Regions from separate parts of the Mus musculus genome. Here regions 1 and 3 are each linked to region 2. The links are chromatin contacts, found by Hi-C or POLR2A ChIA-PET in ENCODE. All regions are on one chromosome and are shown on one strand. The core of a region is the stretch at or near the end of the contact, and the rest is flanking DNA. Distances in the headings are between cores, read along the strand shown.

The links. A loop is a pair of places that touch in the nucleus more often than their neighbours do. ChIA-PET counts read pairs that join two places held with the same protein, here RNA polymerase II (POLR2A).
Region 1: a loop to region 2 is called in a map of heart, with 4 times the contacts of the local background. The contact joins the enhancer-like site here to the promoter of Man1a in region 2. A Hi-C loop is called at or near these places in 9 of 37 maps with a recorded cell type or tissue (T-helper 1 cell, T-helper 2 cell, adrenal gland and 2 more). POLR2A ChIA-PET finds 5 or more read pairs at or near these places in 1 of 5 experiments (Patski).
Region 3: a map of regulatory T cell shows a loop between it and region 2 (2.7-fold over the local background). The contact joins the enhancer-like site here to the promoter of Man1a in region 2. A Hi-C loop is called at or near these places in 5 of 37 maps with a recorded cell type or tissue (CH12.LX, T-helper 1 cell, T-helper 17 cell and 1 more).

What each region holds. Positions count from the first base shown.
Region 1 is chr10:54,037,754-54,041,622 of GRCm38, reverse strand. All of the region lies in intron 2 of Man1a (mannosidase 1, alpha), which reads left to right. Among named protein-coding and RNA genes, the nearest start is that of Man1a, 36 kb to the left of the region's middle. Within about 2 kb of position 1,767, at least 1 of the 3 ENCODE cell types and tissues checked has a DNase peak (open chromatin) inside an H3K27ac peak, as active enhancers do; it is heart, where a contact is called at or near this core.
Region 2 is chr10:54,073,588-54,077,651 of GRCm38, reverse strand. Man1a (mannosidase 1, alpha) reads left to right here and starts at 1,915. Exons shown (of 13, transcript NM_008548.5): 1 at 1,915-2,126; 2 at 2,382-3,236. The coding sequence starts at 2,628. It overlaps Gm16998 (predicted gene, 16998), which reads right to left and starts at 1,730. Exons shown (of 3, transcript NR_038016.1): 1 at 799-1,730.
Region 3 is chr10:54,115,056-54,119,391 of GRCm38, reverse strand. No RefSeq gene overlaps it. Among named protein-coding and RNA genes, the nearest start is that of Gm16998, 41 kb to the right of the region's middle. Within about 2 kb of position 1,436, at least 1 of the 3 ENCODE cell types and tissues checked has a DNase peak (open chromatin) inside an H3K27ac peak, as active enhancers do.

The sequences.
Region 1 (3,869 bases), core at 518-3,017, 36 kb after region 2:
TGTTTTGCTATTGTTTTACCTTGCTTGTTTGTATGTTTATTTTTTGTTAATGCCTCAAAGTCTCTTAAAAATTTTATAAAATGGCACTAGAAATGTATTATAAAGAGGGCCCTTAAATGTGCCTAGATCTTTTTTTTTTCTAGAACTCTATACATTGCCTTTTTCTTAAGAGATGGAGATATTTCTTAGAAGCCGCCAGGCAGTCTTTCCTGCATAAATAGTGACTACTAGGATTCTCTCCTTTATTGTTTTCAAACTGGCTTTATCCGATTCTTTTTCTAAAGAAATTGCCGTTGTTGGTTGCTAACCACTCTCGTTTCCCAAGGGAGTTAAGGCACAGTAACCCATTAAGATTCATGCAGTTATATTAAATAATCACTACTACTTTATATATCTTCTGCTGCCTTAAAAAAAGTATATTAAAGTTGGCTGCAAAGTAGTCAGGATATGGAAATCCGAAGACTACCCCCCCCCCCCCACACACACACACACAAGTCAACCTGAGCAGAGGCGGCTGCGGTAATATCCAAATTGTGCCCATAGCTGACAGGAAAAGGAAGTAGATAGAGTCCTGTAGAAAAAATAAAAGCAAACTAGGAAATGTAGCCCCGATGGCGGTAAGAAACCTCAGGAAATAGCAGAGCTGAAAGGAACTGTACCACAGTGGGCAGTCAGCAGCTTGGCATGGAGATGGATTCCTGTTTTTCTTTAAGTCCATTGCCAGGCCTGCTGATGTTGCAGACTTTTAGTGTGACTAAGTAGTACAGGGCCAGGCCAAGAGGTTTCTGCTGTGGAGCTGGAACCAAGTGTTGTCATAAAAGCTGTGTGTGTGGGGGGGTGCATCCTGAGAGTTGAAAGCTTCAATCAAGAAGGGGAGGGCTGAGATACAAGGCTCTTTCCTCCAGCCACAGCTTGCAAGCTGATATAATATGGGATATCATGTTGATAGCTCCCTGGACCCTAGAAAGGGCCCCCTCCTGTGTAGGGGAGAAGCTAGATTTCTCAGCGGCTCTGGAAAAGGGTGAGGTTCACAGCCTTCGTCTTCCTCTGTGCCATGCGGGGCCTCAGCTACTGTGGCCAAGAGAAGTAAGAACACACAGGGTGTGGTGAGGCGTCTATGTGCCAAATTCAGTCAAGTGCCTCTCAGTTCAGGGTGGTAGGTGTGTGACAAAGCTTATTCACTTCCTCCTTTACAGCTCTCCAACTCTAAAACCCACAGTGATGACGGCTCTGGAGGGTTTATTTGTAGAACAGACTGTTTAAAACCCTAAATGCTATCTAAACTGTGAAACTGCTACTCATCCACAGCACGGAGAATTGCCGAGAAGTCTGCACAGTACTGCACATATGCCAGATCTTAAGGACTTTGCTAATTCATAGGGGAAAAAAAGAGCCCACGGTAGAGCCAGAGCAGCCCATGGAAAACCTAGGCTAGGAACAAATGAAAGTTACTCCCTGGACCGTGGAAAGTTGTATACCCACAGAATCAAGAACAGAGCCATCTACTCTAAGCCCGTGCCTATAAACCTGAGGATGAAGTATAAACTGCTGTCCTGGGCTAACTTTCAGCCTAGTGCTGGTGTGGGTACAGGTGCAGATGTGTGCAAAGGTGCATGTATGTGGCAGTACATATGTTCAGGTAATCACCCACTTGTGGGCATTTGTGGGCGGAAGCCAGATCTCATCTGCTTGTGTTGCTCTCCAGGAAGCCCTAACCTTGTTTTGTGTGTGAAGACAAGATGCCTCATTGGTCTAGAGCTCAGGCATTTGGTTCGTCTGACCACCTTCTACCTCTTAAGATTACAAATGTGCAAAGCATGCCAGAGTTTTCTATATGGATGCTGGGATTTAAACTTGAGCTTCGAGTTTGTATTGCAAGCCTTTTACTGACTGATCCAGCCAGGCCCAGCGTAGTGTGTTTAAGTGGCTTAAGCCAGAGCCTTTGCCCGAATCTTGCCTCATTCCCATCATACCTAGTTGTCCCGGATGAGATCATTCTATCTTGCCTGGTCCTTTGATTTTAGCATCTTTCTTGATCTGAAGCTGGGCAGGGGTAATGAACTTGGTATCTTGAAGGAGAAACTAAGTTGAGTTTTATTTATCCTATCCTCCTGACCTCGGCAAAACATAGCACTCTCGGTTAAGGTTAAATTGAATTCTGACAAACAGAAATTTCTTTTTTAGTGTGATGTGTGGAAATTTGTTGTGTGACGTTACTGTGTTTCTTTAGTCTGGCTCCAGGTACTCAATAAGCTAAATCGCCATTGTTGTATTATTGGGAAACAGAACCTTGAAAATAGAATATTTTAGTAGCCTTGGGGAATGGGAGAGACAGTTAATGTATTTCAGAATTTCAAAGAGAAATTGAACACAGCATATGAATAAGTGTTTTAATTTAATGCAGGGTAAAATTGGAAACTATCCTGGCCAAGAAGGGGTTTCCTCTGTATAACATGATATTTGTTAGAAGGTGACAGGCATGTGGACCTCTCTAGTGGAGAGCCTTCTCAAGACTCATCGGCAGCATCTTCGTACCTGTTAAATGAGGGTGCTAAGTGCTTCTAGCTGTAACCATGATAGACTCCAGGCCTGCGGTCACAGAGTGCAGAGTCATACCACATTCTGCAGTCCGTCACCTCTAAGCGACATTGGCCTCTTTTCTTTTCTGTCCCATTAATTTACTTCTCCTTCATTTGTCCTGGCAACCCTGGCTCCAAGCTTCCTAAACGCCTGCTTGCCTTTCCTGGACGATTCTTTCTTATCTCTGCTCAGCTCTAGAAGCCAGGGAACAGAGTGGGAAGCTGACGCAAGTGACTAAAGGGGACACGTCCAGGGAGCGCCATGGGATCTCAAGGAGGTTCATTACCACCCCACATAAAAGAGCAGTTTTAGAGTCATAGCAAAATTGGGCAGAAAGCATAAAAAGTTCTCCTTTGACCTCTCCTAAAGTCAAGACCATATACTGCAGAACATCAACTGTTGTATTGTAATTGATTCTTTGTCATTTTGTTCTTTCCAGACAAGAGTTTTTTCTATGTAACCAGTCTGGTCCCAACTTGTGATCCTCCTGCCTCAAACTTCCGAGTGTTATAATTTCAAAAATGCACCACCACAAGCAGCCAGGATTGCATTTTTTTTTTTTTTTTAAAGAATGAGAAAGCTAAAAGGTTCCACCCTTAGAGAACAGGGCCAAGGCTCACTGCACATCCCGCCCGCTCTGAGTTTATCTGTGAAGACTCTGCCTCGGCACCCAGTCTCCTGCTTGCTGATACCTCTTCTGCTTGATAAGCCTTGGCAGAGAGATATTGGGGAAAGGATAAACAGGAGGGCTGGCTGGATTGCTGCCTCTTGCTTCCTTATCTAGAAATTCCTTTCTGTGGTGTGAGTAAATCGAGGGCAGCTATGCACTAATGCCCTCCAGTTGCCCTGGAGATTTTTCTTCATTTTCCTCATCTCATTTTCACCAAAGACTGAGAAGACATTGACACAATGCCTTAAAGATAACTTCCTGTTGAGGTTGTATCTGAACATTCTGGAAATTATTTCTATAAGGAATGCAAGTAATTTCTGGAAAAATTCGGGAGATATTACAGTCCTGATTTTTTGTTTTGTTTTGTTTTGTTTTCTACTGGCAAGATTTTAAATTATGTGGGGGTTTTTTTGGTTTGTTTTTGGTTTTGTTTTCAAAGAATCAGCCTCAGCATAATTTAAAACGGGGTGTGAAAAAGAGCTCAGCTCATAAAGACTTGCTGTGCAAACATGAGGACTTAAGTTCAGTCTAGAGAAGGCTCACTTTAGAAGATACGATGTGATGGTGTGCATTCATAATCCCGGCACTGGGGAGGTGGGGACGAAAGGATTCCTGGTGC
Region 2 (4,064 bases), core at 666-3,165:
CAGAATTAGTTAAGACTTCTCTGTCATATCCTTGTATATGTACTTAAAGGTTGATTTTATTACTTTCTGGAATACATATACCAAATTAAATCAAAGTTCATAGGTATTCCTGTCTCTTTAAAATTAATCCCATTTTTAAAACATAGTTGGAAAAATAATGGCAGCACAATTACCATCACCAAATGACCAGAAAGAAAGCAACTGGCTTCCTCAGGAGTTAGCCCCTGTTTCTAGGGATCTGTCTTCCTTTCTGTGAGGTAGCTGTTTCAAGGGTCTCATTGAGATAAACACTATTATTTCAGTCATTAGGTTTTCAACCTAAGCACAACCTACAAATGTACTTTGAAAGAAATTTACCTTTTCGTCATTAAAAGAAAACATTATTGCTTTCATTTTTAGAGCTAAATCTATTACCCTGCTTGGATATGCTGCACTCTTCTGGGCATAGAATTTCATAGCAAGTATCAAAATAATCAAGCTATGAAGTCACATTTATCAAGCCATAATTTCTTATTAACCAGAACTTCTGACTATGTTACTGGCTCATTTTGCACAAACCCAATACACAACAAACAGTGATGGCTAAAAATGATAATTAACATTTAAACGAAAACGACCTTAGGATTTCTGCCTTGGCTTTTTTACTTTATGCACACAGCACAACACCTGGAAACAACTGTGCTGTGGGCACTCTCCTGGAAGTTGCCAGCTGTTTTCCTCTGGTTTAAGACAAGTAAAGGGCACACTTTAAAATCATGTTTCCGGAGAAGGTTGAGGGTAAACAGAGCTGCTACAAACCAGCTTTCAGGAGTGGGAAGTCAGTCAAATTTCCCTCTGGTAACTGTTTCTTTGTGGAGCAACAGGGGATTCATAACACAGTTTGGGAAATGTTTTCTTGTCTCTTCACCCTGAGGCAGGGGGTTCCCAGCCAGGTCAAAATGTAGATCTATGCAATATCAGCAGGGCATTCCAATGGATGTCATGGGAGGTGGAGCCAGTTTCCATGACATTCCATGAGACTGAATACTGCAAGGCTGTGTTGAAAACAATCTCTGTTGGACCAAGTCTTGCCTTCGCTGGGAGTTGTCGCATCCAAGACTTAATTTCAACAGGGTTCAATTTATTGCTTGGAGCTCTGGCAGCATAAAACTGTCTTCTTTGAATGGAAAATTTGACCAACTGCGATGAGGTAAATGAATTTCGAAAGTGGGGGGGGTGTGGGGGAGTGTGGGGGAGTCATACAACTTTTGTTGTTGTTGTTGTTTATTGTAAGGGGAAGAGGGTGTATACTTAGAGCCCCAAGCAGTCCCCAAACCCCAAGTCGCCTAGGATGTAAAAGGCTCTTAACGAGGTAGAGTAGAGAGCTCAAAAGCTTTGTGGAGGAGCCTGGAGACTTTGGATTTGAGAGTTATTGGGCACCGGGGAATCCCTGTCTTGGGTAATAAGGGGTGGCTGGAGAAAAGCCTTCAAAACCACTTCAAAACCACGGCTTGCCCCCGCAATCCCCTGCATGCTCTTCGGGATCGCCAATTTCGAGTACTGGGGCAAGCTGTCGCTACCATATTAGTAGTGGTCACTCGGGGATCCACTACCTTTGGGGCTTCGGCTTGAATAGGTTTTGGGCGGAATAAGCTCGGACCAACTCCGGCTCTGGTCCTCCGGGCGAGTCTTAACACGGCTCCCGGGCGCAGTTCCAGTCCTCGGGAGCCCAGGGGAGCCGCGACCTCCCCGCCTCTGCCGGGTCCCGGAGAGGCAGCGCTTCCCGTAAACTCCCCGCCCCGTGCGGCCCCCTCCCCGCCTCGGCTCCACCCCCGCGGGACCCTGGGAGGCGTAAGATTGGCCCGGACGCGCTGTCACTCTCCGGACGCGTCACCGCCCTCGTTTCCGACCGCTCGGGAGACCGGCAGTGCTATTAGTGCACGGCGGGGCCGCGACGGAGGGCAGTACGGTGCCTGGTTCGCTGGCTCACGCCGGCAGGTCGGTGCGCTCGCTCACCTGAGCCGTGTCCCGGGGCCTCAGAGCCACCCGGCTGTACGCGTGCTACCACCCGCCGGGAAGCGCTCGGAGATGGGCAGCTGGAGAAGTTGACGAACCCCCTACGCACGCGGCGCCCTTGCTGCCCAGAGGTGCGCCGCCCTTGCCACCGAGGTGCCCGCTGTGCTGACCCAGATGTCGCGGGACACCCTGCCTCCGCGGCTGGAAAACTTCACCCCAAGTCCAAAGTGGGCTCTGAGGGTGGTGCCCGCGGCTGGACCCCGGGGTTGCCTGCCGGGATACGGTCCTGCGGATCCCGGGTCCAGGGGAGGGCGGAGACCCCACTGGAAACTTTCTCAGCACCTTCCTAACCACTGCGCTTTTACTGTCTCCTCTCCCCCCAACAGGGGCTGCAGCCAGCGGTTTGCCGCGCGTGCCTGTTTGCCAAAGGAGCCGCCCCGGCGAGGATCGCCGGAGGGGAGCCGCTTCAAGCGGGGAGACCCGCAGCCCAGACACGCGCTCTGGGCGGCCTGGATGCGCAAGAGCCGGCCCCGCAGCCGCTGACAGCCGGCGGCAGCGAAGTTTGGCTGCTGAGCGGCTCGGCGCCGGGCCCCTGGACAGACTGTCAGCCGGCGGCTACAACCTCCGGAGCGATGCCCGTGGGGGGCCTGTTGCCGCTCTTCAGTAGCCCTGGGGGCGGCGGCCTGGGCAGTGGCCTGGGCGGGGGGCTTGGCGGCGGGAGGAAGGGGTCTGGCCCCGCTGCCTTCCGCCTCACCGAGAAGTTCGTGCTGCTGCTGGTGTTCAGCGCCTTCATCACGCTCTGCTTCGGGGCAATCTTCTTCCTGCCTGACTCCTCCAAGCTGCTCAGCGGGGTCCTGTTCCACTCCAACCCTGCCTTGCAGCCGCCGGCGGAGCACAAGCCCGGGCTCGGGGCGCGTGCGGAGGATGCCGCCGAGGGGAGAGTCCGGCACCGCGAGGAAGGCGCGCCTGGGGACCCTGGAGCTGGACTGGAAGACAACTTAGCCAGGATCCGCGAAAACCACGAGCGGGCTCTCAGGGAAGCCAAGGAGACCCTGCAGAAGCTGCCGGAGGAGATCCAAAGAGACATTCTGCTGGAGAAGGAAAAGGTGGCCCAGGACCAGCTGCGTGACAAGGATCTGTTTAGGGGCTTGCCCAAGGTGGACTTCCTGCCCCCCGTCGGGGTAGAGAACCGGGAGCCCGCTGACGCCACCATCCGTGAGAAGAGGGCAAAGATCAAAGAGGTGAGTAAAGCCTGCCTGAAATCCCACTCACGCTGCTGTTTTCTGGGAGGTTTGATAAACGATTGGAACTTAGGACTTCACCTTTATCATGCAAAGGCGAGGGAAGTCATCGCTTCCACCACCGTGCCAAAGGCTACACGTTTTTCCTTTTACTACCTCAGGATAAGTGACCAGTGAGGATCTGGGGCTGAATCCCATTGAACTTGCATGCTTTGGTGAGCTTAAGCTATAAGAGGCAGGGGTGAGTGAATACACTGGGCACAGGAGATAGCTGCCTCCTCCTTGCTGGCTGCAGTTAGTCTACCCTGCAGTCATTGTGCAGGTACTGAGCAGCTGTCCCCTTTAGAGAGGCTTGCAGGTGGTTTGAAATTGAAGCTGACTGTAAACACAGGGCATCAATCACACATGAGACACAGGTTATAACAGTGAGCCAACGCACGCCCCTTGTTCAGTCATGTGGCCCTCCCTGCCAGGTGTGTGTGTGTGTAACAGGCTGTAAACTTGAAACCTGAGACCTTGCGTCATGGGCCACATACTGTCTTTTACTGATTTAAAACATCACACGCACACACGCACACGCAGACACACACACACACACACACACACACACACACACACACAGATCTACTGTTTTCTGTGTTTCTAGAACATTGTCAGAAAGAAGGGGGTGTTCTCTGTGATGCAACAGGTCAGCCTGCCACAGCAGCTCAGTGACAAAGTTAATCTAGAGCAAACATGGACTTTGGTAAATCCTGTGTAATTTCTTTCTGGTTATTTTTACTCGCAACATGTGATTGGTTTCTGCAAGCTTAAAGGCGAAGGAACCCT
Region 3 (4,336 bases), core at 187-2,686, 42 kb before region 2:
AAGGTCAGCAGTAAGGGGAAGTATAAAACAGTTCCCTTGAGAATGGCTTTATTAAAGCAAACACTGTCAGGCAATGCCAAGAATCTGTTTAAAGACATTAAGTAGGGTGATAAATGTATTTAATGTAACAATTAAGCAGTCAGGATATCAATTTTTCTTCATCCATCCATAATTGCTAAGATGTAGATCAAGATTCTAGCCTAACTCTATAAGAACTAAAGTTCCAGTAGGGAAGAAGAGGGTAAAAAACTATTTGATAGGTGAATAAAGGAGCTGAGAGCATCTACAAGAATGAGAGTTGTGACTTGAAGACAAAACAATCTTCCAAACAGGGGACTGATAGAGACGGCAGATAATGAACTGTTGGTGGCATTACAGGATGTAGTGGGCATCTCAGTGACAATGATAATAATGACAAGGTGAGCTAGGCTGCAAAGTGGGAGTGCAGTGGAACTCTGAAACTTTAGGGGTAGTGAGTGAATAAGACAATGAGAAGAAGTTGCAAAGAACAAGACAAAGCAAGAAAGAGAACGAGACATTGTAGAATAGAATAGCTCAGGAATGCTTACAAAGAATTTGCTCCTGACCTGTAAAGCAGAGACCCCTTAACAGATACCAGAGGAATGTTGTCTGGTCCTACTTGATGACTAACGGTAGGAATTCCACAGCTAGACTTCCAGGGCTTACAGCCCATATTTCCCCCTTTTCACAAGGCCCTCAGGAACAACAGTACCAGTAAATGACCAGCACTTCACATGTACTGAAAGCTCACAACAAAGCAAGTAGTTACACTCTCTTCTGCTCATGTTACACACGTAAGAATGAGTTTCCTAGTTTTCATAAACCTCGAACAGATGTGATAAGAGTAGTTCCTACCATACAATGTGGTTTTGAGTTTTCAAAGGAACAGTGTATTTTAAAAAAATGATTAACACATTGCCTGCCTCAGAAGCAATGTTCAATGTTCAATGTTCAAATGCTAGCTGAGGTATTAGATTAGAGTGCAAGGGTCAGCCTCAAAGGAACAGGACTTTTGTGAGCAGGAATGATGATGTGGAAGCAACATTAGAAGGGTTGGGAATCCTCACTCCACTTAGAAAGCATGGAATGAGAAATAAAGAAATAAAGGTTTATAAACTATCATGTTTTAAAAAGAAAACATTCTGGCTGAAATCCATCAGGAATTCTAGGAAAGAAACTAGAGAAACAATGTCCTGTTTGCTGCTCTAGAGCCAGGTGCAGACTAACAAGTGAGAGAGGAAGGACACTGAGAACAAAATATGTAGAGGAGAGCAGACTAGGTGGAGAGTCACCAGGGTCTCCTCACACCCTCACGTACTTGACAGGCTGCCTATGTATGCGTGTTCACCCTCAAGGAAGCTGTGACTCATTCAGTGGCCATGACTTCAGCAGTTGCTTAGGGAGGAAGATCAACTCGGAGAAACAGGAAACAGATGGCCCAGTTTCAGAAACAGAGTAAGTGTTCATGTGGTGGCTCATGATCATCTGTAACTCAGTTCCAGGGAACTGGATGACCTCTTCTGATTTCCAGGCAAGATTTGCCTCCACTAAAAAGGCTGCAGATGGAGCCTTTACAGTTGACTTATGGTGATGCCTAAGATCTCCGTGCTAGTGGAGAATTACCTCATTAATTATTATGAGCATAAATCAAACCATAGAAGTATTAAGATTGTGAAAAAGCTTAATATTAAAACAGTGATGTAATCAACAGTCAAGCTGAAATATGTCAGAACCCTCAAAGATGCTTATTATGGTAACATAATGGTTATATTGAGAAGAATTCACAAACACACACACACACACACACACACACACACACACACACCTTCCTGCTTCTCATTTGTTCCTTTTGAAAGTATGGTAGAGTTTTCCAAGAATTATTGAATGGAGATGTTCCTTCAAAGCCATGCACACATTGCTTTATGGTGAAATAAAAGAATTTTCTTAAGTAAAGAGTAGCCATATTATCCAATACCCACATAAGATGTGATTCTTCTATTCAAGAATTTGTGGGCTGTAGAGATAACTTGAAACTTAAGAGTTATTGCTCTTTCAGAGGACCCAGGTTCAGTTCCCAGTACCCCCATGATGGCTCACAACTGTCTACCTCTAGTTCCAATGGATTCGATGCCCTCTTCTCACTGCTGCAGGCACACATTTGATGCATATACATACATGCAGGCAAAACACTCACACACATGAAATGAAATAAATTAAAAAAAAAAAACATACAGAGAAACCTCCCAATTTTAAACGGCGGCTACAAGCCATCAGCAATGACTTATAAACCATTTTCTCTGAAATCATATTAAACATTAGAACACGAGGCACTAGTACTTTGGCAGTTTTCTAACTGATTACTACAACGCCACAAACAGGGTCTCTTTCCTCAGACTGGCTGAGAAAACTCAAACCTGGGAAGTAAATTTGAGTTAAGAAGGGCAGTGAGGCAAGAGTATAGATAAAAGAATGAGAAGGAACTGACTCAGCAATTGGTAAGCCTTGCTTCTGAGTGTATCTATGAGGATTTCCAGAGGTTCCTATGCAGGAGGGATGGAGAGATGTCTCAGCTCTTAAGAGTGCATGACTCTTATAGAGAAACTGGACTTGTTTTTAAACCTTATGTGGTAGCTCACATTCACCTGTAAATGAGTGCCAGGGGATTGAATGGACTCTTCTGACCTCCATGGGTACTACATGTAGGGGGGCAGATACATACTTGCAGGGAGAACACCATTCCTACACATAAAATAAAATGAATAAATCGGGGGATGGGGCAGTCAAAAGATTTGTTACAAAAAGTAAACATTTAGAAACATTACCCCACTGAAAATGCTTTAATAAGCTATATTGCTTCAAGAGTAATTATCAGCTGTTACATCACATCTTTTTGTTTGTTTGTTTGTTTGTTTGTTTGTTTGTTTGTTTGTTTGAGACAGGGTTTCTCTGTGTAGCTCTGGCTGTCCTGGAACTCACTTTGTAGACCAGGCTGGCCTCGAAATCAGAAATCTGCCTGCCTCTGCCTCCTGAGTGCTGGGATTAAAGGCGTGTGCCACCACGCCCGGCTACAGTACATCTATTAATGATGTTGATAGACTTGCATGTTTGACATTCCAAGATCTGAAATATGTGTGGCTAGGAAATATAGCTGTACTTTATAAAGTATGTTCTGATCCTAAAATTCTGTACTTAGAAAATTCTACTTTCAATACCTGCCAGAAGGGAAATTACAAATCATTTTCACAATTGATTCTGTCTTCTGGCTAACAAAATTGAATGCTTTACTAACTCACAATACGAAGAGAATAGGATGTCAGAGTTCTTTCTCCAACTCTAACACAACAGATAATTTTCTAACCATCTTTATTTACTCCTTTTCCATTTATTGAACACCAACCATTCTATCAGTTGCTGTGTTTTTAGTCTCAGGAATCAGAGATAAAGATCTCAGCATCTTAGGTGCTAAAGGGAGGGGATCCCTTTAACTTAAAGGAAAAAGACAATGAGAGCCAAGCACGGGTTTGAAAATAAACTCACAAGCAAAACAACAAAGCAAATATTTTTCTGAGGAGCTATTGGTTGTCCAGGTTGTGGTATGAAGGAGACACAGACTGTGAAGAGAATATACAAAGACACAGAAGGTAAGGACTGGCCCTTCTATCAGCTGAAACTGTTTAAGTGCAGTTTGAGTGAAATCTTCAAGAAATAAATGCCAGATATTGTCAGTGGAGTACAATTATATGAAACTTTTCAAAGTGTCAAATGACTAAGAGTTGGTTTGCTTCCCCCTTTAAGTTCTGTTTTTATATTATGTGTAATGAATGGTTTATCTATATGTATGCATATGCACCACATATGTGCCTAGTGCCCATAGAAATCAGGAGGTATCTGAGCCTCTGGAACTAGAGTTATGGGTAGATCTGAGCTGGGTGATGGTTCTGAGCTGGTGTGGGTGCTGGGAACCAAAGCAAATCCTCTCCAAGAGCGACAAGTGTTCTTAACCACTAAGTCATCCCTCCAGCCTCATGTTGAGGCTTTTATTAAAGACTGTGGAGGACCACTGACAATGTACACTAGAAACTTAGTACCATTCCCTGATAATAAATATTTTAGAAAAATTATGAATTTGTGTGTGTGTGTGTGTGTGTGTGTGTGTGTGTGTGTGTGTGTGTGTGTGTGTATGTGTATGTTTAGGGGTGTGGAGTACACGTATGATGGTTAGCTCTGTCAAATTTGACATTGACATAATCACCTGGGAAGAGTGTCTCCATTGATTGTCTCCCTTGGTTTGGCCTTAGGGTCGTCTTTATTATTT